2 separate regions of the Homo sapiens genome follow, and region 2 is linked to region 1. The links are chromatin loops, found by intact Hi-C in ENCODE. Cell type or tissue: Caco-2. All regions are shown on one strand. Links, peaks and the distances in the headings refer to the core of each region. The heading gives the core; the rest is flanking DNA. Region 1 holds the start of LOC124901590 (a long non-coding RNA gene). Region 2 has its middle 270 kb from the start of PHF14.

Region 1 (16,826 bases), core at 5,409-13,408:
TTTGAGAGCAGAGCCATCCTCTTTTTCCATGTAACTCTCCTTCACCTCAGAATGAGTCTCAGCTTTCTAACTGACTCTGTTAAAGACAGAACATCTGGTCTTGGACGGCTACAGGCTTTGAGCTACTCAAAAGCAACTTATGCTATATGTTATTTTTAAAGCTGCATATAACTAGTAATATTCTCTCATCAAACTAGATCATGAATATACAAATTATTTGCATAATCAGGTCACATTCACTTCCATGGTTTACATTGCAATAAATTCCTCAATTAATACCTAGGATGGCCTCATGGGTAGTTTCCCATGGCCACTTAACTAAAGATAAATTACTCATGCCTGGTTCTCTGTAAAATGCTGACATGAACTGGAAATGGTCTGTGGTGTTGCGGTTCCAGTTATGAGTGGCCCTGAAAGACAGTAGAGAAGGTTAAGTCTCTTTGTGACCAGAACACAAAGCATAACAATTTACTGTTTATTTTGCTAAAAGGAAATGTGGCCTGAAATCATGATCTATACTAATTTCTAGGCAACAGTTATTGTCTAGTTCTAGTTGGGGAAGATCAAAATTGGAATATTGGTGACAAGAAGGTTAAGAGATGTGTTGGTGTGGATGGATCTCTCAGAACGCATTTAGAGGATGAAAAGGGTTGTATCTTATGTACGCTTTTCAGAAGACTTTCACTATAGAAGAGGCCCTTAGTAAATCAGGTAGACAAAATGACCCATAGTTGTCAGTCATTTCCCTTTATTAGACAGTAAGGTATTTAATCAGTGGGCTCATGAACAAGGCAGACATGGTACAAAGATAGATGTTAGGCTTGTTGTAGGCTCAACTGCATGAATGTCTCCTCACTGGGCCTGACTTGCCTACTATCATTGCTAAGTGCATGATTTTTCAAGCAAAAGAACCCAATTCTGAACACCAATCTAACGTCAAACCTCAAGGGTGCTTTTTAGGTACCAGGTAATTCAATTAACTAAATTGGGTAATTCTCATCAGTGAAAAAATCGGAATTTTTTTCCCATATTAGAATAGTTATGCATAGTCTGGATTTGGATTTTCTTTATCTTCTATTTATTCCTCTGTATCACCATGTGTGAGTTTACTGAAGGTTGTATACACTGTCGGAATAAACTTATTACCTCCAAATTCACTTCACAGCAAAAGTGGCAAGGCAATGGGATCATACCCAAGGGAGTAATGCAAACAATCATATACCCCATCATTCAGAAAATGCTGGCCTGATAGGATGATTCAGTGACCTAATAAAAATCCAGCTGTGACAGGAGCTGGCAGTTATCACCTTGCAATTTTAGAGAGTTATTTTATAAAATGTACTGTGTAGTCTGTACCTGTTATTGACAGATTGGTAGAGAAAAAATCCACAATGTCTCTGGAGCAGCCCTACTTTCTTTTCTTTCTGAGAGTAGTTATTCAAACTTTTCTTCATTTTATAAAATTCTTTGGTATATGTCCAAGAATCTCCCCCTTTTCTGTTGGAGTCTGTCAGTTGGTTGAGTTGCTGCAACCAAAAGAATCTGAATTTATGTTCTTGGTCTGCTTTTTAATGTGGTTGTTTGTTTTTTCTTATAAATTTGCTTAAGTTCCTTATAGATATTGAATATTAGACTTCTGTCAGATACATAGTTTGCAAAAATTTTCTCCCATTCTGTAGGTTGTCTCTATACTCCGTCGATAGTTTCTTTTGCGTGTACAAGCTCTTTAATTAGATTGCATTGGTCAATTTTTCCTTTTATTGCAATTGCTTTTGGCATCTTCCTTATGAAATATTTGCCCGTACCTATGACCTGAGTGCTATTGCATATGTTGTCTTCCAGGTTTTTTATAGTTTTAGGTTTTACATTTAAGTATTTAATCCATTTTCAGTTAATTTTTGTATATGGTATAAGGAAGGGGTCCAGTTTCAATATTCTGCTTATGGCTAGTTAGTGATCTCAGCACTATTTATTAAATAGGGTATCCTTTCCCCATTGCTTGTTTTTGTCAGGTTTGTTGAAGATCCGATACTTGTAGTTGTATAGTCATATTTCTGGGTTCTGTATTCTGTTCCATCGGTCTATGTGCCTGTTCTTGTACTAGGTCCATGCTGTTTTGGTTACTGTAGCCCTGTAGTATAGCTTGAAGTCAGGTAGCACGACGTCTCCAGCTTTGTTCTTTTTGCTTAGGATTGCTTTCACAATTTGGGCTCTTTTTTGGTTCTACATGAATTTTAAAATAGGTTTTTTTTTTCTTCTAATTCTGTGAAGAATGTCAATGGCAGGTTAATGGGAATAGCATCGAATGTATAAATTGCTTTGGGCAGTATGGCCATTTTAAAGATATTGATTCTTCCTATCCATGAGCAAGGAAAGTTTTTCCATTTATTTGTGTCAATTCTGATTTTTTTTTGAGCAGTGTTTTGTAGTTCCTCTTGTAGAGATCTTTTCATTTACCATGTTATCTATATTCCTAGGTATTTTTTTTTTTTTTTGGCAGTTGTGAAAGGGAGACATGCATGAGGCCAACAAGCATATGAAAAAAAGCTCAACATCATTGATCATTAGAGAAATGCAAATCCAAACGACAATGAAATACCATCTCACGCCAGTGAGAATGGCCATTATAAAAAAGTCAAAAAATAACATGCTGGTGAGGTTATGGAGAAAAAGGAACAGTTACACACTGTTGGTAGAAGTGTAAATTATTTCAACCATTGTGGAAAACAGTGTGATGATTCCTCAAGACAGAAATAACATTCAACCAAACAATCCTATTACTAGGTATATATATACCTAAAGGATTACAAATCATTCTGTTATAAAGATATATGCACGCATATGTTCATTGCAGCACTATTCACAATAGCAAAGACATGGAATCAATCCAAATGCCCATCAATGATAGACTGGATAAAGAAAATGTGGTACATATACACCATGGACTACTATGCAGCCATAAAAAAGAATGAGATCATGTCCTTTGCAGGGACATGAATGGAACTGGAGGCCATTATCCTTAGCAAACTAACGCAAAAACAGAAAACCAAATATCACATGTTCTCACTTACAGGTGGGAACTAAACGATGAGAACACATAGACACATAGAGTGGAACAACACACACTGGGGCCTACCAGAGAGTGGAAAGTGGGAGGAGGGAAAGGATCAGGAAAAATAAATAATGGATACCAGATTTAATACCTTGGTGATGAAATAATCTGTATAGCAACCCCCCATGACACACATTCATGTGTGTAACCTGCGCATCCTGCACATGTCCCCCTGAACTTAAAATAAAAGTTAAATAATCTTAAAATCTAAAGTTTCCTTTAAAAGTCTTCTTTAAAAAAAGATTATAAGAGAAGCCCTAATGATCACTTCATTAAGGCAAATAAAATGGTTGACGATTTTTCAAGAATTTGACAGACATTTTAGTTGTCTGCCTAATATTCATTATCCTGTGCTTTGTTTCTAAAACAAATTCTGATGTTTTTAAGAAAGCAAGTACTCAACCTTTTTTTTTTTTTAGATTACTTTGGCCAGCCTCTTTTGCAACTGGGGGTGTGTAAAGAGGGACATAGTTCTAGCAATGTAATGTGTGTAGATGTTGCTCTGAGGAAAGCTCTTGAAAGGGATTAATAAACCTTTTGCCTTTTGCATTCATCTCTTTTTCCTGCTTGGAATGCAGAGGGAGTTGAAGCTGGAGCAGCTATCTTGTGCTATGGATCAGTAATGTAAAGCAAATCCATTTGCGAGGATGACAGCAGAAGAATAGGAGTTGAGACTTATGTCATTGTGAAATCCTTGGACTAACCCTGGATTGCCTACATTTGGACTGATTTTAATCAAAGAAGAGTTTACCCACTTTCATTAAACAATTACAGCTTGAGTTCTATTACACTCAGCTGAATGCAATACTGAACGGACACATAGCTTGTCTTCTTTTTATTACGGTTTCAAGACAGAACAAACATCTTTGCATTTCCATATGATGACAGAACTATGCAAACGATTTGAAGATTTTTAAAACACAATTTATGGCCATACTTACAAGGATTCAAATATCTAGTAACTTTTGTTAGAATTGCTATGATTTTAGCCAACAAAAGGAACACAGACGAGGAATTTAGGGCAAAATAAATTCTGATGTACCAATTGTAGGCACATTTGTTTATCTTTAAATTATTTCCCCAAACATAAACATTACCTTATTATTTTAAAGTGCTATTTGTTCTATACCAACAAATTCTGTCATCACCAGGGAATGTGTTTTTCCCTCCAGTGGTGCTGATAGATTTGTGTTTTACTTTCAGCTCTGCAGAGCTGTCTCCAGATTTCCTTGAGGAATATTCACATATGCTTTTACAAGCAGTTGTTAGTCCACTGCGAAAATTTTTTCCAGAGCTGACTCAAGGGTCTTGCCTTTAGTTTCCCTTGTTCTCCTTCTTATTAAATAATCTCAGAGATTTTGTACATGCCCATCTGGGGGTTTTCCATTCTAGTTGTATTGGATTTTGTGTCAATATATCTACCATGTCAAAACCAGAAATGTAAACTTCAAGAGCCCCCAGGTGCTAACACTGCAAAATCTAGGCCAAAATCTAGACAGAGGTTTAGCATCGTGAAATCTTAAAGCGGCAGGGACCGTTGGGATTATGTTACTTAAACCCTCATGTCAAGGTGCATAGACAAAGGCTAAGAAGGTAGAGGGCCTATTCTACACTATAATCTGAGTCAGGGAGCTGGGAACAGAACCTTAATTTCCAGTTTAGTGTCCTTTCTAGCCTTTATATTTATCTTTCTTTCCTCTATTTAGGTCTTCCCCCCGATACTTGGTTTTTCTTTGAACTTCCTTCCAAGTGACCATTTATAGTCTTTTGTATTGAGGTCTCAGAGTCTTACTAAGAATTCCCTTCCTGGCATTGCTACCCCTTCTTGTATTTTATTTTATTTTATTTATTTTATTATTATTATTTTTGAAATGGAATCTCACTCTGTCGCCCAGGCTGGAGTGCAGTGGAACAATCTCGGCTCACAGCAATCTCTGCCTCCTGGGTTCAAACAATTCTCCTGTCTCAGCCTCCCAAGTAGCTGGGATTACAGGAACCCACCACCACACCCAGCTAATTTTTATATTTTTAGTAGAGATGGGGTTTCACCATGTTGGCCAGGCTGGTCTTGAACTCCTGACCTCAGGCGATCCGCCCACCTTGGCCTCCCAAAGTGCTGGGATTACAGGTGTGAGCCACCACTCCCGGCCCCATTCTTGTATTTTAAAGAATTACTAAATTAGGTTCCTATGTCTGCTCTAATAAAATACCACAAACTTGATAGCCTAAAACACACATTTATTCTTTTACAGTAATGTAGAACAGGAGTCAGAAATGGCTTTCACATGAAAAAATCAACAACAACAAAGCCTCACAAAAAACAAACAAAAAAGAAATGGCTTTCGCTAAGCTGAAATCAAGGTATCAGTAGGTCTGTGCACACTCCAGGAATATATGTTTCCTTGCATGTTTTAGACTCCAGTATTGCTTGGCTTGTTGTTTCTTCCTCCACCTTCAAAGAACGTCCTTCCAATTTCTGCTTTCATCTCTGCTAAAACTGAATCTCACTCTGCCTGTCTCTTATAAGGACACTTGTGATTACCTTTAGGGCACAGTGGATAATCCAGGATAATCTTCCCACCTCAAGAGCCTTAACCTAATCACACCTGCAAAGTTACTTTTGCCAAATAAGGTAACAACATTTTTGGTGATTATTATTCAGCTGATCACAAGTACTCATTCCGTTTCTTGACCTTTTTTGGCCACCATGTTCCAGGGTGCACTAACATCTGAGTACATCTTCTGAACACAATTTATATCCCCAAATTAAGATATTTGTATAGGCCAAAGCATTTGTCTGCATTTTAAAACTTGTTCTGAGGATGATTCTGTCTTTGTCAAGATGACAGACCTATACTGTATAAAATTTAGACCGCTTAGTTATCGTATTTTTCTGCCATAAGGAATAGAGAAAACAATGCCAGTTGAGAGAGAAGCAGGGGCGGGGGGAGAGGGGTGGGGAGGAGAGAGGGAGAGAGAGAGAATGAATATGATTGAAGAACATATACAGCAGAGACGGGGGTGCGAGACCTACCATGATCCTAATGCCATTCTTGAGGCCCATCTACCGTCTGAGTTTCTGCCCTTACCTTGGTCTGCTGGTCAAGTCTTCCTTAGTTTCTGCAAGACACTTTCACATCTTAACAAAAATTTTATTTTCTTCTGTTAAGCCTGATTTTGTTGCTCTCAATTAAGAGCCTTAGCAAATGTAAGAATATAAATATTGAGAGAGAACATGGCTGTTATCAGGTTAGGAAGGCCAAGACTTGTAGATAAGAATCAAACTTTGCATCCCTTGACATTGGATATTGGGCAGTCTCCGGGCTGACAACTGGGAGGTGAGACACAGCTTCCAAGACACTTTGTTAATGTGTCTTGTAAATGGTTTAGAAAAGTCTAGGTGTTATCTAGTAAGAGCAGGTGATTTTGACAACCAAAAAGTTGGGAGGGGAATATTTGTGGCATTAACAGAATGGTTTTTTCTATTTCTTGAAGCACTGTTACTTAATCTCTTAATATTAATATCTTAGTTCAAGGTATTTTAGCAAAAGGACAGGTATTTCATTAGGAACAGTCTGTTAAAGTAAAGAAAGAGGACAACATGGAGAAGCTCCTAACCTCCTTGAAAGTCCCTAATTACAAACAACATCCTTGAAGTTGTTTTGGAGATTTTATTTAGAACTCAGGTAAGCAGACTTCCAAAGGCCATATGGAAGAACTTTCTTGATTCTCACTTTTCAGTTGCAAACCTGTCTGAAAATGTTTCCAATTTAAAATAACGTTAATAATCCCTTAACTGGCAACAGATAGCCAGCCAGAGGAAGAATGGGGAAGAAAAGGTGCCTCGGGAGAGGGGGCTGACAAGGGTAATTGTGGCGGAGGGGGCAGTGACAGGATTCCCATTCCTATGGTTTTGTCTAGGGTTGGCTGCCCCACTCATAACCATTTCATATGTCTAATGCCCAAGGGTGGAAACCTATATTCTTTCAAACTTGATGAACAGCAATCAAGTTTTGTTTTTAATGCATATAGTCTACCACTTCAGTGGGATTTGAGAGACTTTCAAATTGAAGAGGAAAATTTAGCTGGCATACCTAGTATCAAGTCTGGCAGCATGTATGACACCCTTCTTAACCCAAGAACTACCTGATTTATCAATGTCTAACTTTCCAGACTTCTCGGGAGTCAATCAGTAATCCCCACCTAATGCAGAATGAATTATAGCATCTAGGACACTGGAAAAAGAAAAGAAATTCTTATGAAATAAAAGGGATGAAGAAGATTGCCAAAGGGGTTGGGGGCCGTGCCCGTGCATTGGGGATGCTGGTGGGGCAGGGTGAGGGGAGAGACGATGACAAGGAGTTCAAGGCAGCGAGAAGAAGGGGAAATCCTTTGAACAAAATGGCATGACAGCCCACTACATTTTCCCCAGGAGGAGGCTAATCCTCCTTGCAGCATAGAGCAATTTAAGAGTTCTGCTTTTTTCCTTGTTTCCTGTGAGGGATGGAGACTCCTCATTGCTGGGGTTTCATTATAAATGTGACCTCAACTGACATGGCATCTCTTAATAAGGGGCAAGTCCTTCATGTATTTTTGATAGTGCACCAGTGACAAAATCCCTCTCAGTTTAGCAGAAAAATACCGCAAGAGTAAATTGTCAATGACAATATCAGTATACTCACTGGGCTTCAGGGATTAAGTGAATAGCAGCCATGGCCAGACCCTGACATGGCTTCAGGCACTTAAAAAAAAAAAAAAAAAAGCGGTCAAATTAAAGCCACATATATGAGGGGAGGGAAGCCTTCCTACCCCAGCAGGGAGATACCTTGATTAAAGCTCAGTCTGACCTTCCTGCTTCATCTCCACAGAAATTGAGACACATTTCCTAAATGGCAGGACTTTACAGAATCATAATGAGCAAGGACCAGGATGCTTTGCGTTAAATTTCCATCTTCATTCCTGGAGCAGGCAAAGGAGAAAATAAGAGAAGGTCTCTATTATTTGTTATCAAAAGAACAATGCAGCCCTCCCCTGTTTCTTTTGTGCAGAGACAGAATTATCTATGAAACAAGTAATTCATTCCTGGCCCCTTTAGGTAGCTTTTTTTGCACAGCTGATTTCTTAGGTTATTATTACTTAGTGGATGCCAGTAGTTTGATGGGAAATCTCCTTTTTTGAGGGTAATAGGTATTAGTAAATAATTCACCCTGGAAAACAACCCAAGCTTCAGGGAATTTAAAACAAAAACAAAACCCAACAAAACAAATCTGTTTTATAGATAATAAGGGTAAAAAACAGAGGATTTTACTTTTAGGTTCTTTGATGTTTCATTAAATCAAAATTACTTAAATTACAAAATGCTTAAGTAGTCTATGCAGACAGTAAGATTTGAGATTAAAATAACTTTTACCAATTTGGAAAATATATTTACTGCAAAATTCAATTTTTCTTTTTGTGTGTTAAAATTAAAGACAATAAAAACTGAATTCTTATATTATTAATACCCTCCTAACTTTATTTCCATATGAACTATAGAACCTGGCACCTTTTTGGTACTCAGTCAAGATGAAAACATTGTAATTTAATTGCCTTGGAAACAAGGTTCTAAATTGTATAAATATATATATTTTTAAGTTGAAAACAGTACCTCTATCCATCGTATGTTTACATAAGCAGTACATGTTGCTGTAAGTTTTTGGTGAATATATACTCACCCAAGAGAGGAAGATAAATTTTCTGAGGGTAAACAATGCTTAATAAAGAGAAAAATTCTATCAGCTTGTGTAGAATGAGATTACATAATCTCGAACAGCTCTCCACTGTCCCCATTGTCATTTAACACATTCTTTATGCTGGGTCAGGTCTGTGTTCTTGCAAATGATAAGCATGTGTGCAGTAGAATCTCACCTGTGCCTGCATAGAGGAGGAATGTATTCTGTTCACATCAGTGTTCCCAGATGAAGCCAAACATGTTTGTGTTTAGCAGCCATTGGTATGAAAGGAAAAAAAAATCTGGAGTGGAGAACGGAAGCAAAACACACCAACGTACTTTTCAAAACTGAGGACGTGCTGCTCTCTTGTGGAAATCTGTATTGCCAACTTGTAAAGCCTGGGCTGAGTTGCTTATGATTTTCCTAGACAAGACCTGGTTTAAAGTGGTCCACTTTGTCAGAATCTCAGAACCATATCTGAAATTTGAGTGCCATCCATACACAGGATTTCATTCATCATCTTGATGCAGAATCAAATCTACACCTAAAGGCTAGACTTGACCATTGTTCTTTTAAAAATGTTCGTTACATCTTTGTATGCAATAGAGTGTCTGTTCTTTTTCTTCAACCACCTCCTCTTCTACCTGGCATTGGTGTCTTTGAGTTATTGTGAATAGAGTTTAAGGCTTTCTTGATACAATAAACTAGGGAAATCTGGACTTTTTTTTTTTAAAAAAACATAGTTAATTCATGTACAAAAGTTGAAATAAATGGTAGGCAAGTAAAAGTTTAAAAAAATTGTAGCCAACAGCTGAGGAGATGCAAAGGCAATGAAATTATCTTCTGTCTTCCCTCCATTTCCACCTCTGCTTTCAACTGTCCTTTTTTTACTTTAGCCTTTCCCTTGGCTCACAGAAGAGTTGGGATCATATTTATATACTTTGTCCTAACCTGAGATTTGCTGGGTATATTTGCCAATTTGTTTTTGTTGGGTAATTTGTATTCTTTATATATATTCTGGGTTCTAATCCTTTGTCTTGGAGGCACAATGGAAATAACTTCACTCAATCTCTTATATTTTAATTTTGTTATGCCTTTTGCAACAAAGTTATAAATTTTAATATTGCCAAAATTATTAATATTTTCCTTTATGCCTTTTAAGAAGACCTACCAAGTCCCCAGGAAAAATATATCCATTGTCTTATATTTTCCATATCAAACTTCTTAATTCAATATTTTCATTCATTCCATTCATATTATCCCAATGTATGCTTGTATGAGCATCTCTGTTCAAGTACGTATTTATTTTATAGATTTACAGTGGATTTATTGTACACTGAATTTCAAAACATAATACATACAGATTCTTGAACAGGAAATTTTCAGGTACACATTTAGTGCAATATAGATGGACAATTTGGATGATAAAGAAAGTATTTACTTTCTGTTGAAACGAATAACAATATTTGATTAGGTAAAAATATATAGTCACTAAGTTTTTGTAATAGCGTACGTGATGATGCTTGTATTCTATTCCACATTATTCCTAATGATGTGCTATTCAATGGCTTCTTTTTTCTTTTCTTTCTTTTTTTTTTTTTTTTTAGCATTTTGGCATTTGAGGATTATCTAAATTTTTATCATCCTGATTGACTATTTTTTAAAATTAGAAATTCATATCCTAAACTTCAGTCTGACATTCATAATGAGGCAGTCACCTGACACCATTCTCCTACATCTGTGGAGTTGCCCTGGTTTACTAATAAGAATTACAGACAAATATTGTGCTAGATGAATTCTTGAAAGGGGAGACTAAAGAATTAACAGTGTTTTCTAAGAATAAAATAAACAGCCTTCTTGACCCAGTAAATGAATGCCATTAGGTGATTTCTACTCAGTCTTTGTACTAGCAATTCAGTCTCAAATAGTGATGACTTTAGTGGAAGGATAAGGACCAATTATGAGAGACTCAGCGATAGTTCTTTGTCCTTGGGTTCTCAGGTGGTTTAGTGCTGCTGAGTTCATCTGTGGCATTCCTGAAATAACTGAAGCCTGAATTCCATTTCATAACCAGTACTGGAAAAAGTAAGGGTCCAAAGAGGAAAAGCATAGAAAGCCACATTAAGCAGTTACCTGCAATGCTACAGCCTGATGAGAGGCATGAGGTACTGTTACATGTCCTCTCTATTCTGGGCAAAAAGTGTTTTTCAGTTTCAAGTCTTTGTAAGGCTACACTTCCAGCTTTTACTTCAGTCAGAAAGAATCAGTGATGTGATCTCAAACTGCTGGGATTCTGAAATGGCCTAATTTTAATTCAAAGTAGTTTTCTTTAGCATAAAAAGATGAATCATTCAGTTAGCATAAAGTGGTATCTTGGGAGGTATAGGAACATGATCCATCTTCCATCTTGCATTGCTAACTGGTGTCTGTTTATCTTCCCTTCCCCTTCCATTTCAGAGGGCAGCAAAGCAGTTCTGTGCATTTTTAGATCCCCACTTTTGCTTGCCATGCATGTGAGCCATAAGCCAGAGTTGATCATCACAAGGCCACACTGAATCTGGTCCACTCACTGGTGGGGACTGGCTCCATGAGGGCTTGATTAATGAAAGCAAAGCAAGAAAGGGAGTGAGCTATACATCTGAAAATGCATGCTTAATAAAGATAGGAGAGTCTAGTCATTTTTTGTTTCCCCTTATCAGTCTCAGCTGTGATTCCTAAATCTTTCCCCGTTGCTTGTTTATATTTCCTTATTGTAGCGTTTTAAACCTCATTTTACCTTCCCATGGCCTTGCTTTTTCCTAGTCTTTTGGTTAATGTTCAGAAATTACACAATTTCGTTACATGTAGCATCCCAAGACTGCCATCTAGTGGAATAAATTGGTCAAGACAACTTTTTATGGTGATCGTTCCCAAAATTTAAATTGGGCACGGTGTCGCTTGAAACAGAAATTCCTCCTTTCATCACAGTTCAAAGCAATGTCTGGGCTCCAACTTATCAAATTCGTGTAGAGAAACTGAAAACTGCGTTTAATTGTCTAAAATGACTGCTGGATATATAACTATGTTTGCTGTTTTATTAAGTTCTGCAGAGCTTCTGAAGAGTTGTAATATTTGCTGTGAAAAGTGAGATGGTGAAACTAATGGAATAAATGGTTTTAGAAGAAAGGGTGAAATTAAGTGCAGGTGTCTTTCCTGGGAAGGATTAAAAATCACAGAGCCATTTTGTCCTAGAAAAAACTTTTTTCAAAAATACGTCGTCAACCTTCTCATTAACTGTATCACGTGGAGTATTTTCACTGTGACAGATGCTCTTGCAAAGACTAAAGGAACACGTAGCTATTCCTATGGTATAATATAGTATCAGATGGTTTTATTTATGTAATTCACTCATTTTTTTGCATAGATGAATGTATGTAATTATACAAGGGCATATTATTTGGCTTTCTTTGATCATCAATTAGTGATTTTTTTTGGAAGAAATTCGTCCTGATTGAATTCTGTGATTTTAAAATATAATTCTTGATTATAAAAGTAGCACAAGTTCATTACAGATAACTTGGAAAAATTCAGAAATAATTAAAGAATAAACAAGACACCTATAATTTGTTCTCCAGAAAAACCCTTTTTTATTAGTTTTATATATTTTCCTTCTTCAGACTTTAACCTCTTCATAGATGTAATATATTTACAATTTTTCTTTGACAAAATTTTAATCAGTTTGGTTCTTTTTAAAACTGATATTTCAAGATAAACATTTTTTCCACGTGATTCAAGAACTAAATTTTTAATGACTATAAAATAGTTTTCATAGTTTTATATGAGATTTATTTAACCAATTCTAATTACTAAAAGTAGAGGCTATTTCCAAATGTTTTTCTCTTATAAATAATGCCACCTTGAAGTGATGTGTATTTTGTTGAGAGTTTGATTATTTTCTAATGTCAGGTTCTCTTGAAATTTAAGGCTGTGGAGACACAATTCACCTCTCCGAAAAAGTGGAGCAGAGAAATACATTACTCTCCTTTGGGATTCATCAGCATTAAGAACAATGGACAGAAACAGAATTCACAACATTATGTGATGAATGTTTTTCTTCACATTTTATGAAATCTCCTGCTAGCCTTACTCTGCATTTACCTGTTAGACAAGCTCAGCTTTATGTTGTTGGATCACGAATTCCCTAAGAAGTGTGTGTAGAACAGGCTCCTTAATTTCTAGATGTACGTGATATATCTGTGGCTTCTCAAACATCAACTAACAAAGGCCCCTTGGCAGTTTTATTATGAAGAGCCCAAATGGATCCTCTTGTTTTTTATTTAAGTCAATTGCCCATTTTTCTGTCAGAGCTGCTAGGCAAAACAGGCTTGGCAAGTTTATCCTCAAAACCATTTAGAGTAATTTGTGAGGGAGATTGGAGACACTTCAGTTGCCCATCAGCTGCTTTGGAGTCAATCACCATGGTGGAGGTAAATTAATCTCATGGCTTTCTCTCTGGAGAAACCTTTGTGCAAACAGTCTTGTCAAAGAGAAATGTGATGGCTCTCAGTAATATTAAATAGAAGTTGAAGCAGGTTTTCTTTAAGCTAGACAAAGCTACTGTTGATTCTTACAGTTGATTGCCAGCCTTGCCTTGAGAAGATCTGGAAATACTGAATCATCTAGCTCTTAAAGGCCTGGAATTTGGAATATGTCCACGCAAAATATTTGAGGTGTGGTATTGCCAATTATAATGTTGCGGTTTGCTAAAGAAGTTCTTGATGTTTTATGTGCAAAAACATAATTTTTGGAAACTCAGGCAACTAAGAGAAGCTTAAAATTGTTTAAGCCAATTGACTCTATCATATGAATAAGCATATTTTACAATGCAGTGGTTTTATCCCAGGAAACAGGATGGAGCTCAAATTATACAGTTCAGGCCATCCCAGCCTGAAATATATATTCTTTTTGGTGGTTTTCCATTGTTCTTTGAAAACTTGACAGAACTTTTTGAAAGTGGAAGAAATAAAGCTGGAGTAGGCCAATTTTGCTCACAAATTCACTGAGCTATACTCACTAGATAAGTCATCATTAAGTCTGTACATGGCACAGACATCTTTGTTTCTTAAAGAACACTTTTTACTTTTAAAATGATCCTTCTTTTTCCCCTTGGAAGGCTTTATGTGAAGACAAGAAATTTTGGATTCACTGTACCCTGCTCTGTATTCGAGGTAAATAGCTCAGACTGGAAGTGTTTCTCCTTGTGATCTTAATGACAAGTAGGACATGAGCAGTTTAAATGCCTCACCCTGCAGGATGATGATAATAGCCTGAGTTTGTATGTATCTCATTTGATCCTTGCCCCAGCTGGTAAGAAAGGCAAGGCAGAAAGTAATCGGCCCAGTTTTATATAGGAGGATAGATAAGGTGACTTGTTTAGTCATATGACTAATGAGTGACACAAGGAGAACTCTCACTTAGACTTTAGTGTTTTGCTTCTCCTAAACTGCAGTTTGTCTTTTCTTCTCTTTCTTTTCTCATTTCCCTCCTCTCTTCTCTTCTTCACCTCCCCTCCCCTCCTATTCCTCTCCGTTCCTTTCCCGCACTACCCATTCCCTTTCCTTCTAGGAAAAGAACAGTTGCAAAGGTTCACTGGAGAGACTATAGAATCTCTGGACTAAGTGTTTCTATAAAGGCATGATTAGGAATGATTACATTTTCAAAAAGTGATCATAATCATATTTACAACTATTCTTCTATGTCTATACATGAAAAGACTTAGAGGTTAACCAGTTTCTAATCTGAGGTTATTTTTAAAAATAATTCAAGATATAAAATAAAAAAATTGTGTAAGCCTTTAAAATAAACAATTACTGCAGAGTTTTCCAATTTGGAATTTGTATGTATATTGGCAACATCTGTGTAGCTACTTAGTAAGAGCATAAATATAAATGGATGTGATAGGCTGAGTATGTCCCTCCCCAAAAAAGATCCCTAGAATCACCAAAGATACTATCTTACATGGTAAAAGGGACTTTGCAAGTGTGATTAAGTGAAGGATCTTAAGATGGGGAAGTTGTTCTGAATTTTCAGAGTTGGCCCAAAGCAATCACAAAGGAGGAAGGAAGATCAGAGATAATAGTAGGAAATGTGACAAGGGAAGCAAGAAGCTAAAGTGATGAAATGAAGGGGCCAAGGAGGGAATGCAGGAAGCCTCTAGAAGGTGAAAAAGGCAAAGAAAAAAATTCTCCCCATGAACTTCCAGAAGGAGTCCAGCCCTGATGTTCCCTTAATTTTAGACTTTTGTTCTCCAGTGTTTGTGTTGTTTTAAGCCACTAAATTTGTGGCTTAAATAATTTTAAAAATAAATCATTAAAATTTATTATTAAAATAAGATAATTTGTTATAGTAGTGTTAGACAACTAAAACAGTGAGAATTTATCTTAGTTTTTTTTTCAAAATCCAGAGCACCTTAGTCAAGCATATGAGTATCTAGTTTATTAAAGACAACACTCTCCTTCACTACATTGTTTTATGTAGATTTATGACATCTTAATTACTTGCTGAGGTTCAGTTTTTGTTTATTTGAAATAATCTTTTTTTATTATACTTTAAGTTTTAGGGTACATGTGCAGAACGTGCAGGTTTGTTACATAGGTATACTTGTGTCATGGTGGTTTGCTGCACCCATCAACCGGTTATCTACATTAGGTATTTCTACTAATCCTATCCCTCCTCAGCACCCCCACCCCTGACAGGCCCCAGTGTGTGATGTTTCCCTCCCTGTGTCCATGTGTTCTCATTGTTCAACTCCCACTTATGAGTGAGAACATGTGGCATTTGGTTTTCTGTTCTTGTGTTAGTTTGCTGAGAATGATGATTTCCAGCTTCATCCATGTCCCTGCAAAGGACATGAGCTCATCCTTTTTTATGGCTGCATAAAATATAGTATTCCATGGTGTATATGTGCCACATTTTCTTTATCCAGTCTATCACTGATGGGCATTTGGGTTGGTTCCAAGTCTTTGCTATTGTGAACAGTGCCACAATAAACATACATGTGCATGTGCCTTTATAGTAGAATGATTTATAATCCTTTGCATATATATCCAGTAATGGGATTCCTGGGTCAGATTTCTGGTTCTAGATCCTCGAGGAATCGCCACCCTGTCTTCCACAATGGTTGAACTAATTTATAGTCCCACCAACAATGTAAAAGCATTCCTATTTCTTCACATCCTCTCCAGCATCTGTTGTTTCCTGACTTTAATGATTGCCATTCTAACTGGTGTGAGATGGTATCTCACTGTGGTTTTGATTTGCATTTCTCTAATGGCCAGTGATGACGAGCTTTTTTTCATATGTTTGTTGGCTGCATAAATGTCTTCTTGTGAGAAGTGTCTGTTCACATCCTTAGCCCACTTTTGGATGTTTTTTTTTTTTTTTTGTAAATTTGTTTAAGTTCTTTATAGATTCTGGATATTAGCTCTTCGTCAGATGCATAGATTGCAAAAATTTTTTCCCATTTTATAGGTTGCCTATTCACTCTGATGATAGTTTCTTTTGCTGTGTAGAAGCTCTTCATTTTAATTAGATCCCATTTGTCAATTTTAGCTTTTGTGGCCATTGCTTTTGCTGTTTTAGTCATGAAGTCTTTGCCCATGCCTATGTCCTGAATGGTATTGCCTAAGTTTTCTTCCAGGGTTTTTATGGTTTTAGGTCCTATGTTTAAGTCTTTAGTCCATCTTGAGTTAATTTTTGTATAAGGTGTAAGGAAGGGGTCCAGTTTCAGCTTTCTGCATATGGCTAGCCAGTTTTCCCAACACCATTTATTAAATAGGGAATCCTTTCCCTATTGCTGTTTTTGTCAGGTTTGTCAAAGATCAGATGGTTGTAGACATGTGGTGTTATTTTTGTGGCCTTAGTTCTGTTCCATTGGTCTATATATCTCTTTTGGTACCAGTGCCGTGCTGTTTTGGTTACTGTAGCCCTGTAGTATAGTTTGAAGTCAGGTAGCATGATGCCTC
Region 2 (16,826 bases), core at 4,765-12,764, 99 kb before region 1:
TTGTCCTGATTCTTTGGGTCTGTATTTTTGAAAGCTCTTGTGTCAAGTTTATTATTGTCGACGAAAAGAGTCAAACTCTGTAAAATATTTGACTGTTCAGTCAAATATTCATTCTGAGCCAAATACGAGTGACCCTGGCCCATGACACAGCCCCAGGGGATCCTGACAACATGTGCCTGAGGTGGTCAGGCTACAATTCGTTTTTATGTATTATTGGGAGACATAAGACATCAATCGAAACATGTAAGATGTACATTGGTTTGGTCAAAAGCTAAAAGCCCCACACGAAGTGGGGGCTTCGAGGTCATAGGTGGATTCAAAGATTTTTCTGATTGGTAATTGGTTGAAAGAGTTTATCTAAAGACCTGGAATCAATAGAAGGCAGTGTCTGGGTGAAGATAAGGAGTTGTGGAGACCAAGATCCTTATTATGCAGATGAAGCCTCCAGTTAGCAGGCTTTAGAGAGAATAGATTGTAAGGGTTTCTTATCAGACTTTAAAAGGCACCAGACTCTTAGTCAATTCTCTCCTGGATCAGGAAAAGACCTGGAAAGGGAAGGAATTCTCTAAAGAATGTAGATTTTTCCCACAAGAGACAGCTTTGCAGGGCCATTTCAAAACATGTAAAAGAAATATATTTTGGGTTAAAATACTTTGATTTCTTTTAGGGCCTGCTATCCATCATGTTGGTATCCTATTGCTACAAAGAGTCTGTTTTGTTAGTCTGAAGGTTTCTGTTTTAATGTTAATGCTAGTCAGCTGTGCTGAATTCTGGAGGGAGGAAGGTATAATGAGGCATGTCTGACCACCCTTCTCCATCATGGCCTGAACTAGGGTTTCAGGTTTACTGTGGAATTCCCTTGCCAGAAAGGAGGGGTTCATTCAGTTGGCTGGGGGGCTTAGAATTCTATTTTTGGTTTATATTCATAAATATCTCAGTCATGAATCCAGCAGTGAGAAAATGAGTTTTTTTCCTTCTGAATTCATCTGCTTTTACCACAGAGCAGAAGTTCCGACAACATATTACTCATTCTGTTAGCAGTGGTAAATCTGTACAGGTCTGCAGCAACCTGAACTCTTGGGCATAAGGCAGAAGGAGAGACTGAGGCAAGTTTTAGAGCAGGAGTAAACATTTATTCAAAAGCTTTAGAGCAGGAACGAAAGAAAGTAAAGTACACTTGGAAGAGGGCCAAGCAGGCGACTTGAGAGATCAAGTGCATAGTTTGACCTTTGACTTGGAGGTTTCATATGTTGGCATGCTTTCAGGGTCTTGCATCTCTTCTCCCCTGATTCTTCCCTTAGGGTGGGCTGTTTGCATGAGCAGTGGCCTGCTAGCACTGGGGAGGGAACATGCACAGTGTGTTTACTGGAGTTGTATGCATGCTCACTTGAGGCATTCTTCCCCTACCAGCCAAATAGTTCCTAGAAGGTCATACACCAGTTAAACTACACCATTTTGTCTCTTAATGTGCATACTTGAGTTCACTTGCCCAACTCGTGAGACCTTATCCAGAAGTGCTGATCACCAGTTTCAGGTTTTTTCTGTCTGTTGGGAGGCTGACTTTCCTTGGCGCTGGCTGAGACCGATTACTATTTGAGAGAGATAGTTACTAACTGCCTGACCCATCACCTGATGGTTGCCTGACATTCCTGGTGTGTGCGTAAATGAGGTAAATGCGGGCATTGGAGGAGGGGGACTGGGGGGCTGGTGGGGAGGGTAATCTCCTGCCTTGCTCATGTCTGGCTAGCTACCATTTCTTCCTTGTATAAAAAATTTTCCTCCTGATAGTACCACCCATCCCCTCCTCAACATATGCTACATGTGTCTTTTTACAATGTTATCTCACTATACATGGAGCTAACATGTGAATCTTTCTATATCCTTCTCTCCTGACTAGTAGTATTCATGAACACCAACATGCACATACCATTACCACTGTAAACTCAACTGAAATCCTGACAGTCTATTGCATGGATTGCGAGTTGATAAGATTTGGCTGTGCTCTCCGACCCAAAATCTTCTATTGAATTGTAATCCCCATAATCTCCATAGTCCCCACCTGTCAAGTGAGAGACCAGGTGGAAGTAATTGAATCAAGGGGCAGTTTCCCGCATGCTGTTCTCGTGATAGCGAGTGAGCTCTCACTAGGGCTGATGGTTTTACCAGTGTTAGGCGGTTACTCCAGCATTCACTTCTCCTTCCCGCTGCCTTGTGAAGAAAGTGCCTTGCTTCCTCTTCACCTTCTGCCGTAAGTTTCTTGAGGCCTCCCCAGCCATGTTGAACCATTAGTCAATTAAACCTCTTTCCTTTATAAATTACCCTGTCTCAAGAAGTTCTTTATAGCAGTATGAAAACAGACTAATACATAGTTACTCTTCCTTATAGTCAATATCATTGACAGTTTTTACTAAGTTAAAGTTTCCCTGTGAGGTGTCTCTTTGAGAAATTAAGGAGAAAAAAAATGGAAAAAAAAATCGGGGCAGTGAACTGTGGGAGAACAGTAGAAAGGGTCAGAGAGTTTAAACTTGTTTGATACAACAGACCTAACAAACAAAACATCAAATTCAAAAATGGCATGAATGTGTATTAGAGGGTGTTGAGGAGAAGAAAGAGGCCAAGAAAACAAATCTATAGGAAAAAATATGTTTCTGAGGGACTCAGGTGAGTTAGGACAATAAGCAAAGCTTAGTTGCAACATTGGCAGGTGGGTAGATATAAAAGGGCAGTCTATAGATTAAAAAAAAAAGATGAATACTTCAGGTACTTTATGCTATTGTGTACAGTTTCTTATAGTACTAATCTATTTTAATGGTCAAATTTTATAAAATATTAACAAAATTAAGATGTTTGAACTAAAAAAATTCTCTATGCAACAGATTTATAGAGTGTCAAGCCATAATTATTTGCAAGGAGATATATTTAGCTGTATTATTGGAAACAATAGCATTATTGGATTATTGGTTGCTATATGAGAATGTTCATAATGAGTTGAAGCTGCTGGCAGCATTTAATGAGGTTTCCTATTTTTCTTTCGTTTGTTCAGCTTTTAGTAATACCAATAAGGCTCATTGCTTATTTCAGGGGGCTGGCAACAAACGGTTGTTAGAAAAGAAGAATGCTGCAAGGCTGCTCCAGTCCTAAAGTGCTGCTACAAATTGTCATAAGCATTTTAGGATCATTTGTTTATTCACTCTGATTCTTGTATCATGGTGTGTGCTTGGTCATAAATGATAACATTGAATTTCTCTTTGTTTGCTGACAACTTGCCAGCTAAGCACTGTGGAGTGTTCCAGGGAAAACATGTAGTTTCTTTGAAGTATTTGCTTCACAATTTTTCAAAGCTTAATCTTGTTGCTGGCTGCCTCTTTTACCTCTCAGCTTTGTATATATAGAGTCTCGGATTAGAGAATTAAAAAAAAAAAAACAACGATTACTATCTGGGCACCAAATGAGTTCCATATATCCATCTATCCTGCTAAGACAATAAACTAAGTTTATAACACATTTTCATTATCCTTTAAGATTTCTGAGCCATTTGTGTGTGAGCATGTGTAGGTTCTCAGTTACTGACTACATTAAGTATAAGGTAAAGAAAATGGTGTTTATTTTTGACATCCAAGAGTTTAATGTTTCATGGAAACTATGAGCTAAGCCTAATGAATTTAAAGCAACATTCTGAGTAAAATGTCTAATTATTGCAAATAAACTCTGAGAACCCTGTGATTGTTTGCTGTGGTTAACACCATAAAGCAAATTACCCTATCTTTTGTTGTACACAGTTTGCATCACAAATTATAAGGTAATTGCATGCTATAGTCTCTCTCTAGAACAATTAATATTACCACTAATAGTAGTAGTTTACATGGCTGTAATTGTCTCCATCTTTTATACAGTTTTTCTTATTAAGTATTTTGATCGTGACTTCACCGATTTTAGTCTTCTGTTGAAGATGAGAGGAAAATGAAGTTGTCTCCTTTGGCATTCCTTAGAGCCTTTGGGGATTTGATTTCTCAGCTATGTTAAAGATAGTTCATTTGTTTTAAATTCCATGATTTGCATGTAAAAGTTTTCCCTCGGCCCCTTTTGAAATTTGCATTAGATTTTCAAGGAGAAAATTGAGGTAAATGCTGTCAGTAGAATGACAGTTTTAAGTACTTTTCTCCCATGTTGTAAATCTGTCTTTTTTGAGATGGACTCCTGCTCTGTTGCCCTGGCTGGAGTGCAGTGGCACAGTCTCGGCTCACTGCAACGTCCGCCTCCTGGGATTCAAGCGATTTTCCTGCCTCAGCCTCCAGAGTAGCTGGGACTACAGGTGCGCGCTGCCACGCCTATCTAATGTAAATCTGTCCTGAACCCAACTCAGCCTGTCTGTCTTGCCACACTGCATCTGCCAATGCACTAGCAGATATTTCTTCCAGAGCCATGACTGCAGCCTCCTACCTGGTGTTGCTCCCTAAGTTTCACTTTCAGTTATCTGTTCAAATGTCACCTCTTCAGAGAGGAATTCCCTAGTCTCCCAATGGAAAACAGCACCCCATGACTTTTCCCCATTACCTTGCCTTATTTTTCTTCAAAACATGTATCTGTCAATATTTGAAAATATGTTTATTGACTCTCTCCCCCTTAGAATATAAATTACATTGTTTCATGGGTTTTGTTTTTTGCTGTATCTATAGCATCTAGAAAATTCCCTGGCATATAATAGTTGATTAATAGACATTTGTAGTTAAAAAAAAATACTGGTAGGTACCAATGGCTTAACACATTTTTATTTTTAAGTGAAAATTTATATTGTGTATAGTTCTAATAACACACAAAACAAGAAAACTTTTGTTAGATAGTTGATTTATCTGTGTTATCAAATGACAGAGGCCCACATAGTGAAAGGCATATTTACAGGTAATAATTTTCATTTTAGTAAACATTTTTATTAGTCCAGATAAGAGTGTTTTATGTGTAGGTTTATGCCTGTAGTTCTATATTAATTTTCTTGGTACTGAAATATTGATTGAGCTTGCTAATTCATATAGTGCTCTGCTAAGTATATGGCACAGTCATCTTATGTTGTTTACCAATTTCATTGTCATGAATAAGGGGAGATGTCTTTTCTTTCCTTTTTTTTTTTTTTTTTTTTTTTTTTGAGACAGGGTCTTGCTCTGTTGCTCAGGTTGGAGCTCACTGCAGCTTTGAACTGCTGAGATCACAGGACCCTCCTGCTTCAGCCTCCCAAAGAGCTGTGATTACAGGCACACATCACCATGCCCAGCGAATTTCTGTTTTTTATTCCTAGAATTTAATTTTTTTTTACTGTTTAAGATATTTATTAAAATAATGCTTTAAGGCTATCACAATTTTGCTGAGTCCCTACATATTGTTTCAGTTCACTTCTCTACTAAATTATATGGCCTTTTACCATAACAATAATTTCTTTATCTTTTACATCAATTTTCCCATCCATAGGTCTCTTTATGTTTTATGATTACATCTATGAGATTTCTCACAAAGATCATTAGGCATTATGACTTAGTTTTTTTTAGCATCCTTTACTGATAATTCAGACATATTTTGGTGAAAAACTTATGTTTTAAGAAAAATTACTCCTTTTGTTATTCATATAAGTTTACTCTTTATTTTCTAGTTACAATTTATTGCAGTTTTTAACTTCTAGCTGCCCTTAGAATTCCTGACAACTTTTTTTTTTAAAAGGATGTCTATCCAAATAAGATATTTTTGAAAACTGAATCTATCTAACTCAGTGTAAAAGATTACTTAGAACAATATAAATGTAAGTACTTTCCATTAGGAATTTCACCCAAAACATTTTTCCAATGAATAAAAGCTAGTGAAGAGATACTGTAAGGAAGAAACTGGTAATGCAATACATTCTTCCCATGCATGATGTCATTACTTACTTAGTCATAAATGTATTTCTCATTCTTTAAATACTTTATTTGCAGTGTTATCTTGCCAAATGCAAGTTGGTTTTTTTTTTGTTTTTTTTTTTTTTGAGATGCAGCTTCATTCATTCTTGTTGCTCAGGCTGGAGTGCAATGGCGTGATCCTGGCTCACGGCAACTTCCGGCTCCGGGGTTCAGGCAATTCTTCTGCCTCAGCCTCCCAAGTAGCTGGGATTATAGGTGTCCGCCACCACACCCACCTAATTTTTGTATTTTTAGTAGAGATGGGGTTTCTCCATGTTGGCCAGGCTGGTCTCGAACTCCTGACCTCAGGTGATCTACCCACTTTGGTCTTCTAAAGTGCTGAGATTATAGGTGTGAGCCACCACGCCCAGCTCCAAATTAAAGTTTTAGTGAGATATGATGTGATTGTTTCTGTACTTAGCGCTGTTATTTGCCCTGTCATTCCTGTCCTTCATTTCATTGTGAGTCAAATCATGATTCCCACTTATATCCAAAGTAATGCAAATTGAGTTACTGGAAAAAATGCCACTACATGAATATCTTCTAATATTGCAACCGTGGCTGACAGAGAGCTTTCTTGGGCATTTACCCATAATTCTAAATTCAAAGTTAGCATCATAAGAGTTAGGTACTCTGAATTAAATACTTTTGTGTTAATCACGTTTTAGCTAGATATTTAACAATAAAATCAAATCCTAAATCATTTGTGTTTATTCAATAAAGCAAAGGCAGCACTAATGTGAATTCATGGATGCTTATTTTACAGTTCAATTTTCTTCCTAATTTGTCAACTCCTGGCCTGCTTTGTCCCCAGTTATTCTGCTTTGTCCTGCAAAAATCAATGAGAATGTTTTCTGCTTACAATTCAATTGACTTTTGGGATGACAGCAATGCTTTTCTGAGAAAAGTGATCTGATGACAGTTTTACTAGCCTGGTTTTATTTGTGAAACAGAAAAATAGCAAGTTTCCATCCTCCTTTAATTTTTCATTGGATAGGTGAGAATGCTAAATGATAGCTGTATGGATTAGGTTCAGCTTTTCACATTGGGAAAAATGACTGATGGACCCTCAGATGAGAGTGTTGCTACCATGTCAACATCACAATAGTTTCCCTCCTCCAAAAAGCACCAAAACAAGCATGAGCCACAAGAAACTGGGAACAAAAGGAATCTTTGTTATTTTATTCAACAGGTAAATTAACTTCAAATTTTAAAATATTTAACAACTGAAATAAAAAAGGAAAGTATCAGAATCTAAAAGTTAGACTTGAAAATGGAGTTTATAAACAACTGTAGCTATAATCTAAGGTACTGTTTATATCCTCACAATCATAATTTTTCTCAATATATCCCATTATCAATGATGACTAGTAATAATAAATAGTAATAATTCTTAAATATCTACCCCATACCAGGTATACTTCAGAATACTTTTAACATGCTTACATGAAACTTATAACATGCAATAGATATTATCCCTTTTTACTAATGAATGTGCTGGGTCTTGCAGAAGTTAAGAAACTGCTTCTGATCACACAGCCAGTAAAGTGTGGAGCTGATGACTCAACTATAGTCAATCCGAGTTATCTTAACAATTATATATATCAATATAATATTTATCTTGTACTAAAGAGCTGTCCGAAACTTAAAATCTATAAAATCAGGTTGGAATTTTCTTTTATTTGATAATATATTTATTTTTACCTCCATTAAGTTTTTTTGTATCTGTTTCAATGATAATACTTGAAGATTCAAGGGAATGAAATAAAGGAGATGTACAAGTTGAATGTGCAAGTGAAAAATCCTGTTTTTTGTAGAGATCTTGGCAAACATTAAAAAACAAAAAACCTGATATTCTTCATGAGACCAGGCGCGGTGGCTCACGCCTGTAATCCCAGCACTTTGGGAGGCTGAGGTGGGCGGATCACGAGTCAGGAGTTTGAGACAAGCCTGGCCAATATGGTGAAACCTCATCTCTACTAAAAATACAAAAATTAGCTGGGCATGGTGGCATGTGCCTGTAGTCCCAGCTACTTGGGAGGCTGAGGCAGGAGAATCACTTGAACCCGGGAGGTGGAGGTTGCAGTGAGCGGAGATCGCACCACTTCACTCCAGCCTGGGTGACAGAGCAAGACTCCATCTCAAAACCAAAAACAAAACAAAAAAAAACCCCGATATTCTTCATGAAAAACAAAGGCAAGATATATTATTGAGTCCATCGAGTGAAAGTCCATTCCTGTACCTGGGATGTGTGCTAGTGCTGGAGATGGGTGCTTCAGTGGAGCATACAAGGATCCTTTGTCCACTGCTAGAGCCAATCTATGAAGTGGTTAAAAGAGTACTAATCATTCTGTGTCCATCTCCAAAATCTCAGTTGTCTTTCTTAGAGATGCCCAATTGCCTTCTAGAACATATATGCCAGTTGTCTCTTTCTAGTAGGGTAGAGGAACAATGCCAAAAACAATCACCAAAATAAATCTAAATATGTTACATTAACCATACTTTTACTATTTGTTTTAAAGTTGTGATCAAATGACTGTGGTTCTAGGACAGTAAACTAAAAAGACAGATCCACAGATTTTGCTCTAATCACATGAAAGCTGACAACAGAAGCACTCCAACACATATTTAGGGGTATACGTGAGTATTGTTCGGCCCATGGTAATTAGGCATAAATGTAATAAGACGGTTCGCAGAAATAAGTCTTGTGCTTCTTTCATGTAACCAAATCAAGGTTTCTCAGTCTGTGAGGCCAACTTTTCAGTATATATATTTAAAGCTTTCAGTGTTGATGCATATCATTATACTAGTTATTGTTATGCATATAGTTTCTTTGCTTATCGTTATACTAGTTAACAATCTCTGACCACCTAGGACACTTGTTCACTTCAGAACGCTAGAGGTCAGCTTCCAAGAGTGAGAATATCTTTCCCCTAACTTTGAAGTTCTTTGTGGTTTACTATTGAATATTTCAACTCTACCACTTGTATTTTTCCCTAGTTCGGAGTTCCAAAATCTCACATTCTGAAGTGATATATCCACAGGTTCTGCATTAGCATCAGTGTCACCTGAGGTATTGTGTATTGACATGTAGGCTTGGGTCCCACTCCTGAACTACGTAATTAAAATCTCTATGTATGGGGGAAATGTTAAACCAGCCCTCAGGTGTTTCTGATGCAGACCAGAGTTTCTGAATCAACTGTGTTGTGTTGGAGGTCTTCAATGCACAGACAAATTATAACATGATCCTGAGATTTGGAATATATTATAAGATATTGTAGGAAGGGGGATACCCAAACCAAAGAGGAAGACAGTGAAAAACCTCAGAATTTAATGTTCTGTAAATCACACATTCCTAAATTTATAATAAATATGAGGGCTGTTGGGTATCAAGTTAATGGGTATTAAATGTGGTAGTGGACACAAAGCACATAACATGTGGTATTACCAATAGGAAGTGCTCATTAATTGTTGCCTTGTGTATTCATTTATTCAACTAATTTTAAGTGCCTACAATGGTCAAGCCCTATGTTAAGCACTAGAAATACCAAGATGAGCAAAAACAGCCATGGCTTTCCCTCAAGGGGAATACAGAGCCATGGTAAAGACAGACATTAGTCATATCAATATAAAATTAATATAAAATAACATCCAAGATAAACACTGGAAGGAAAGGGGAGAGAAGTGGTGTTATGGGAACATACATACAAGGGAAATTTGACCTAAGCAAAGAAAAGGAACAGAAAATGTTTTCCAGGGAAATCTGGAGGAAGAGTAGAAGGGTTGGAGAATTGAAATATTTTAGGCAAAGAGAACACCATGTGCTTTAGAACCCTGTGGTTACTATGAGTGCCTACTGTGTTCAGTGACTTTTACCTCGTAAGTCTGTAGATAAGTATCAATCATCCTTTCATAGAGGAAAAAACTGAAGCTTAGAGAAATTAAGTAATGTGGGCAAAGTCTCACAAGATTCAGGAAGCGATAGGTTTACAATTAGAAATTCTGTTTGTTATATTTGAAGCTTATGATCTTTCTTTTTTATTTGGACATTAATATGTTTCAGAGGGCAAATGATAGAACTCAGGATTTGCTTATAGAAAGGTGTTAGAAATCAGGCATTAAGACTGTAAAGTTTGGAGTAAGGCGCAGAAGGGAAAGAAAAAAGAACTATAAGGATATTTTATTGCATCGCAATTTTGCTGTAGGTTGAAGACCACTGGGTGTAAATCCCATTATGGTAGGAATGCTAAAATGGAAGCCTTTGGAATTTCCTTTCTCTTCCATAGAGTAAGTCAAAGTCAGCTCTGTATCCTTGCAGAAATTGTGGATATTAATACTGCCATGAAAGGCTTGAAAGATGAAGATTAATGATTCTTATCACATCCCTAGTTAGATTAACGCAGAAGACAGATGTATTTTGGAGAATGATGGTGGATTATTATAAGCTTAATCAGGTGGCGAATTCAATTATATTTGATTTTCTTGATAAGGTCTCCTTACTAGAGAAAATCATTACAGCCCTTTGAATCTGTTATGTAGCAATTAAACAGGTGAATATTTCCATCCTTTATTCTGTAAATAAAAAATAGCGAAGGTGGTTTGTTCTTACCTGGAAGGGAAAATAGTACACCCTTACTGTTCTGCCTCAGGATCCAATCAGTTGTCCAACTCTGTGTCATTTTGTCTGAAGGAAATTTGTCCATGTCACTGTTTCACAGAAAGCCATGTTGGTTCACCACATGTATCGCATCCTGATAATGTGAAGTGAAAAAGTAGAGCCTGGAAGCCTTTGTAAGATGACTGTGCCAGAGGAGGAAGATAAATATCTCGATGCTATGGAGGCCTGTCAGCTCTTTGAAGTATCTGGGCAATATCAAGATTTCTACTTCAGATGAAAAAACAAATAGTTATTCATTGACCCTGTTGCCGCCAAGAAAGAGGTACAATCCTTTGGAATGTTTTTTTTTTTTTTTTTGGTATATGTCTGTTTTAGAGTTGACATATTTCATATCCGTGTGTGTTCCATGACCCAAAAGGTTTCCAGAATGAGAGGGGAGATCTTTAGCTGGCCGGGCAAGCAGCAGTGCCACTCTGCTTTAATGACCTAGCGCATCTAGTGATGATGAAAGTATCTGTGGCAGATTGGGAGGCTGACAAAACCTAAATCAAGCTACAAGAGGAGAATCTGCAACAGAAGGCCCTGAATGTTAGAAAAATAATTCTCTCTTTGGCAAGTAACTGTACCATTTTGAAAAGCAGCTTTTACTTGTAACTGGCTCAGTAGAGACCATAGGACTGTGGGATGAAGTAAGCTGAGTCACCCCTCAAAAACTGTGCTATCTTATCTGTCTAGCAATTTAAATGAGGAAAGTAATGAGGTGATATTTTAGATATTGTTTAGGGAATCTGACAACAATACAGGGTAAATGCATTGCAGACAATTTGGAATAGATGGCAGAAACATGCTTGTTCTGTTCAAGAAGCAGCAAGGAAGCAAATTTGACAGCAATCAGGGGAACAAGTGGAAGAGGCAGATGCCCAGTCATATAGGGTCTTATAGACTGTGGTAAAGACTGGATTTCATTCTCAGCAAAATGGGAAGTAAGTTTTGTTGGAAGAGTAACATGATAGAACTTATGTCTTAAAAGGGTCATTTGGAATGCTGTGGGGGAACAGACCATAGGAAAAGAAATGATGGATGAGACTATGGTGGTTGTGGGGAAGGTGGTAAGAAGTGGTTGAATTCTGGATATGCTTTGCAGGTAGAGCTGACAAAATTTGCTAATGGATTGGATATGGATATGAGAAAAAGAATGGTGTCAAGGATAGCTCCAAAGATTTTGGTCTGAGCAATGGGAAGGATAAAGTGGGTGTTTACCGAGATGAGGAGTACTTTATGAGAAGCAGACTGTGGGATAAGAAGAAATAATTAGTTTTGAGAGTCCTATTAGATAAATAAATGGAGATATTGAGTAGGTAGTTATATGGGAGTGGAATCTAGGGAGGAGGTCTGGAGTGGTAACATAAAGGTGAGGATCCCTAGCATATAGAGGACATTTAAAGGCAAGAGATTGGATGATATCATCTTTAAAGGGAGTGTAGGTAGGGAAGAAATATCTAAGGACAGAGCCCTAGGGAACTTCAGTGATTAGAAGCTGGAAGAGGAGAAAGATCTAACAAAGGTGACAGGAGGAGTGAAGTAGGGAGAAATCGGAGAAAGGAGGGGTCCCAGAGGCTAAAATAAGAAAAGTTTCAAGGAAGGAGTTGAAGAGGGTTGACCAGGATGTGGATTGATTCGTGACCATTGGATTTGGCCAAATGGAGGTTTTTAATTACCTTAAAAAGGGCTCTTTAAGACCAGTGGTGAGTATGAATGCCAGACTGGATCAGAGTAAATTGGAGGCAAGGAAGTGAAAATAACTAATACTGAAAGCTCTTTTGAAAAGACTAAACAGGCTAACGAAGAAAGTGATGATGATGTGAGGATTGGGGACTAGGCATGAGCCCAACAACGTGTACGTTTTCTTACTGTAACTAGGAACCTGACTACCAAAATCGTTTAGTGTCCTCCTGTGATTAGAGGGTCCAACACTAAGTCCCTGATTTGATACTGACCAAGGAGGGACCTGGCATTTACCTTATAACAGTCTGATTTTATTGGAAGCCTTCCATCTTGGAGAAGGCACCAGTTTGCCCTCATTGGGATAGATATATACTCCGGGTTCAGGTGGGTTTTTCTCCTGCATCAAGCTCTTGCCAGCACCACACCCACCACACCACCTCCTCCCCACGAACTCTTCTAAGGAATTACCGAATATCGTTTAAAGCATCACATTCTACACAACATTGTTTCTTCCTAAGGAACTCAGGTTAGAGTGAAAGAACTAAGGAGCTGGGATGCTGCCATGAGATTTGCTGGTATTATTACATACTCTATCACCCAAAAGCAACTGGAGTACTCAAAACAGTAGGATGCCATGTAGGATCAAATCCTTTCTTACACTATACAACATACATTCTGAATCAACTACCGACATATGGTGCTGCTTCTTACATAACTGAAATTCATGGATCTATATCAAAGACATAGCTCCTTTCACATTTTAACTGACTCACAAAATTTTTACTTTTATACTGGTTTCTGAGTTTAGCTTGAAGTGGGGCAATGCTTCTAGAGATACCAATTGATTTATTTAATTAGAAGTAGATGCTGTCACCTGCCCATTTCATGCTACTCGGGTAACGAGGAGAGGGATTACAATATTTGGCTAGGGTGATTGATTCTGACCAGGAAGAGGAAAGAAGGTTGCTCCTACTCAGTGTGGAAATCCTAGGGGGTACTCCTAGTATGAGCAATGTCAGTGGTAAAATTAACATGATGACTAGAACAACCTGATATAGGCGGAATTATAAGCTTCCTCTGGAATAAACATTTAGATTATGACACTGGGTAAATCCCAAAGTGGAAATAATTTTTTTCTCTCAGGCATATTTTCATTAAAAATCCCAATTCTAAAGATTTTAAAGCATTGTATATTGCCTAAATTTGTTGAAAACAACATATTTTTTACTGCTTAAGAAGGGAGAATATTAATTATTTTTTAAATTATAATTTAGGGAGCAATGATACTTTTTAAAAAGAAAATTGTTTTTCTAATGGAGAATGAAACAGGGTTTTCTGAAGTTGTACTTGTAATATGTCAAAAAGCAAGGGGGAAATTATAAAGAAATCTATGATTTATTTTTCTATGTTGGAGTTAGAGAAATATCTGATTTGTTGAGTAGAAGCAGATGGGCCAGAATTTTAATCCTGATTCAGATTTTTTTTAGATATTGGGACATAGCCTGAATGAGATCTCAAAACTGAAGCATGAACTTTTTTTGTGCTTTAATTTTCCATAATTAAAACAAGGATAAAGCTTTATCTTCCTTATTTATCATGCCCACAATTACATGCATTAGCTTAAATAGTTTATTTAATCCAAATTTTACAATTGAAAGAAAGTTTTAATATTATGACAAGGAATATCTAACACAAAATCAATCAGCTACAGGTTTCCTTTGAGACAGTGATGAACACATAAGTCAACAAAATTAAACGTTATCTTTTCAAATTTCACATTAAAAGTCTTTTTATAGGCTTTTCTGCAATACTTTCAGTGGTAGAAATGTTGCATCTTTTGTTATGACTGGAAGGATTAGAATAGAGATGACTGGATAAGTATACCCAACCATAGCATGATTGTATCATTGGTTTTCCCTTCTAATTTCACTGCCTCTTAAGAGAGCTTCACTATACCAGTTAGATAGACAATTTAGAAATTGATTTAGAATACAAAGTATGCTTTGGAATATTTTATTTTATTTTTACTAAAATATTTAGAGATATTAGATGGTGAGGTAGAAGGGAGGTGAGGATGAAGTGGTAGAATAAAGGGAAGTAGCGTCTGTGGAGTCCTTCCTGTTAATGAGTTGTACTAGTTCTGTATTACAAATGTTCTCATTTAATCTCAGGAGTACTCTGCAAGAGAAATATTACTACTCAGTTTATAGGTAAGGAAATGGGGACTAACAAAGGTTAAATAAGTTGCACAACTTACGAAGTAAGTGGTAACTATAGAAGTTGAATTTAGTTCTCTGTCTCAAATAATCAAAGGGAAAGAAAGATGCTGAAAGACAGCATGAGTTTTAGGCACACTGTGGAATCTTACAGAGCCAATTGTCCAGTTAGTAATTCTTCGTGCATTAATTAGGTGAAAGGTGAACCCCCAACCCACGGAAAGATCCAGCCAAGTAAGGAACTGCAAAATATTGAATGACTAATTCTCCAAACAAGGTAAAGTTTACTGATCTCTGTGTGTGTGTGTGTGTGTGTGTGTGTGTGTGTGTGTGTATGTGTGTGTGTGTGTACACAGTGTGTGCTTAGGACTGAGTTAAAATGCCATGCTTATTTGACACGTGGGTCCTCAACTATAAGGGCTTTGGGAACATTTAAGTCATCAGCCACGGATTTGAAAGAAAGACTTTACTTGTCAAATATGATTCTACAAAGATACATTTTCTATACAAGTATAGATGTTCAAAAGCATAGGCTATTTCATCATGGTGGTGCACAAAGATGGGAAAATATAATGAACATACCTTAGAGGTTTCTATTTATACAATTGTGTGCATTGAAAAGTAGCTGAGCAGTCTGAACAAAGAAACTGACGTAATTATCCTGGATCCATTTTTTTTCTAGTCTATTTGATCAAAGAACCCATTTAACATCAAGGATATACAGGCATTTCAGGAAAAGCAAATCAATGGAGTACAGTTCAAGGAATACTCTCCTAGGCCTGTGGCTTATTTCAAATCTTTAAGAACATCCTATTAGTATGTAAAGCAAAGTTCATATAGGAAACTAGGTACTTAATGTAACAGCCAGAGGGGCAATCATGAGACGGTCTCTTTTCCAATATGGACTACAGTCTTTAGTATAGTAGTCTGTTTTGCAGTCTCTTTTTTTCTCCATTATTATCTCCTTATGTCTCACTTCTGCTTATTTTGTTGCAGTCAGTGATCAATACATCAAAGGAAAAAAGAATTTTCAGTATAGATTTCTACATAAAATGATGAGTTTTTTGAATCTTACGCTTGGTATCAGATTTCTCTGACCTGTTATCTATTATCTCCAAGTCTGGATTCTGGACAGTGAGGAAGACATGAGGGGCGGTGGGGAATTTGTGTATAATAGGCAACTGAATTTCTTCTTGTGCACTCAGGGCCTTCTGCTCAGGATGCTGTAGGGTGCTCATGCAGGCTACAGGACATAGTACCAAATGGTTAAACAGCATGGGGGAGATCAGAAGAATATTTGTGCAATTGATACCAACAAGCTATTTCTTGGGCAACATACATGGCCAGAATTTTGAGAGTACGTTGACAGAAATTAGCAATTGATAATGACTATGTTTGAATTTTGCAGACCAGGAACTCAAAGGTTTTTAAAATATGCATTAACATTAAAAAAGTAATAAAAGCACTTTCTAGTTTAGATGTTATGAGTCAGATTGATAAGTCAGAAGAAATGGAAAACTTGAATTTTATTCATTTGCTCCACAAATATTTATTAAGCATTAATTATGTTGCTGTCATGTTGCTGGATGTTAGTGTGATCTCTGCCCCACAGGAACTTACCAAGAATAACAGACAAAACAGAAAAGACCAGATAGGCCAGGAACATTTTCTTCAAGGCACACATTACTGAAAGAACTGGAAATTAAAACTAGACAGGAATTGTGTAATTGTAGATTATTGTGTATATTTATTCATACTGAAATTTAACCAACAAAGTCTTCACATGTATTGCAATGGTTTAGATTGACAGAGGTTCAGTGTACAGACGTTGTAGCCAGAATGTCTATTTCCAGTCTCTTGTTTACTACTTAACAGCTGTGTGCCCTTGGGCAATTTATTCAACCTCTTGGTTCCTCAGTTACCTTGTCAGTCAAATGGAGATAGTATTCGTACCTACCTTAAAAGGCTGTCCTGAGGATTAAATGAGCTAGTACCTGTTAAACGTCAGAATGATACCTTGTACATAGAAAACGTGTGATACGTTTTGCTACCATTGCAATTTTAATGTATTGTATTTGCTATTGGACAGTCCAGTTACTTTAATCCTTTGTTGTCATTTTAAGAGCTTTATTTAAAGAACTTCCTAGGTTCCATTATATGCTCAATTTTTTGAGTGATTTTTGAGGTTTGAAGGGCTTTTTGAAACGCTGTGTGTCTTTTTTAGGCAGAAGCCTTTGCAAACCAGTGTACTAGTTGTCATTGTCACATCCTTTCTCCTGACTTGGGAATCGTGGAATCAAGGGTTGACATGGTGCTCTGTCAGCCCCAGCTGGCCACCAATGGCCA

What was found. A loop is a pair of places that touch in the nucleus more often than their neighbours do. Peaks named below come from ENCODE experiments on the same cell type or tissue, not always from the same donor. Only the 100,000 strongest peaks of a DNase experiment are listed, where the experiment ranks them.
Region 2: it touches region 1 in a loop (7-fold over the local background); 4 of 110 quality-filtered maps call a loop at or near these places.

The regions. Positions count from the first base shown.
Region 1 is chr7:11,332,329-11,349,154 of GRCh38, forward strand. It overlaps LOC124901590 (a long non-coding RNA gene), which reads right to left and starts at 9,114. Exons shown (of 3, transcript XR_007060212.1): 1 at 9,020-9,114; 2 at 7,938-8,071; 3 at 2,445-7,853. In Caco-2, for the core only: a CTCF peak has its summit at 11,701 (motif pointing left); no DNase peak of the experiment used is centred there.
Region 2 is chr7:11,233,619-11,250,444 of GRCh38, forward strand. No RefSeq gene overlaps it. Among named protein-coding and RNA genes, the nearest start is that of PHF14, 270 kb to the left of the region's middle. In Caco-2, for the core only: no CTCF peak of the experiment used is centred there; no DNase peak of the experiment used is centred there.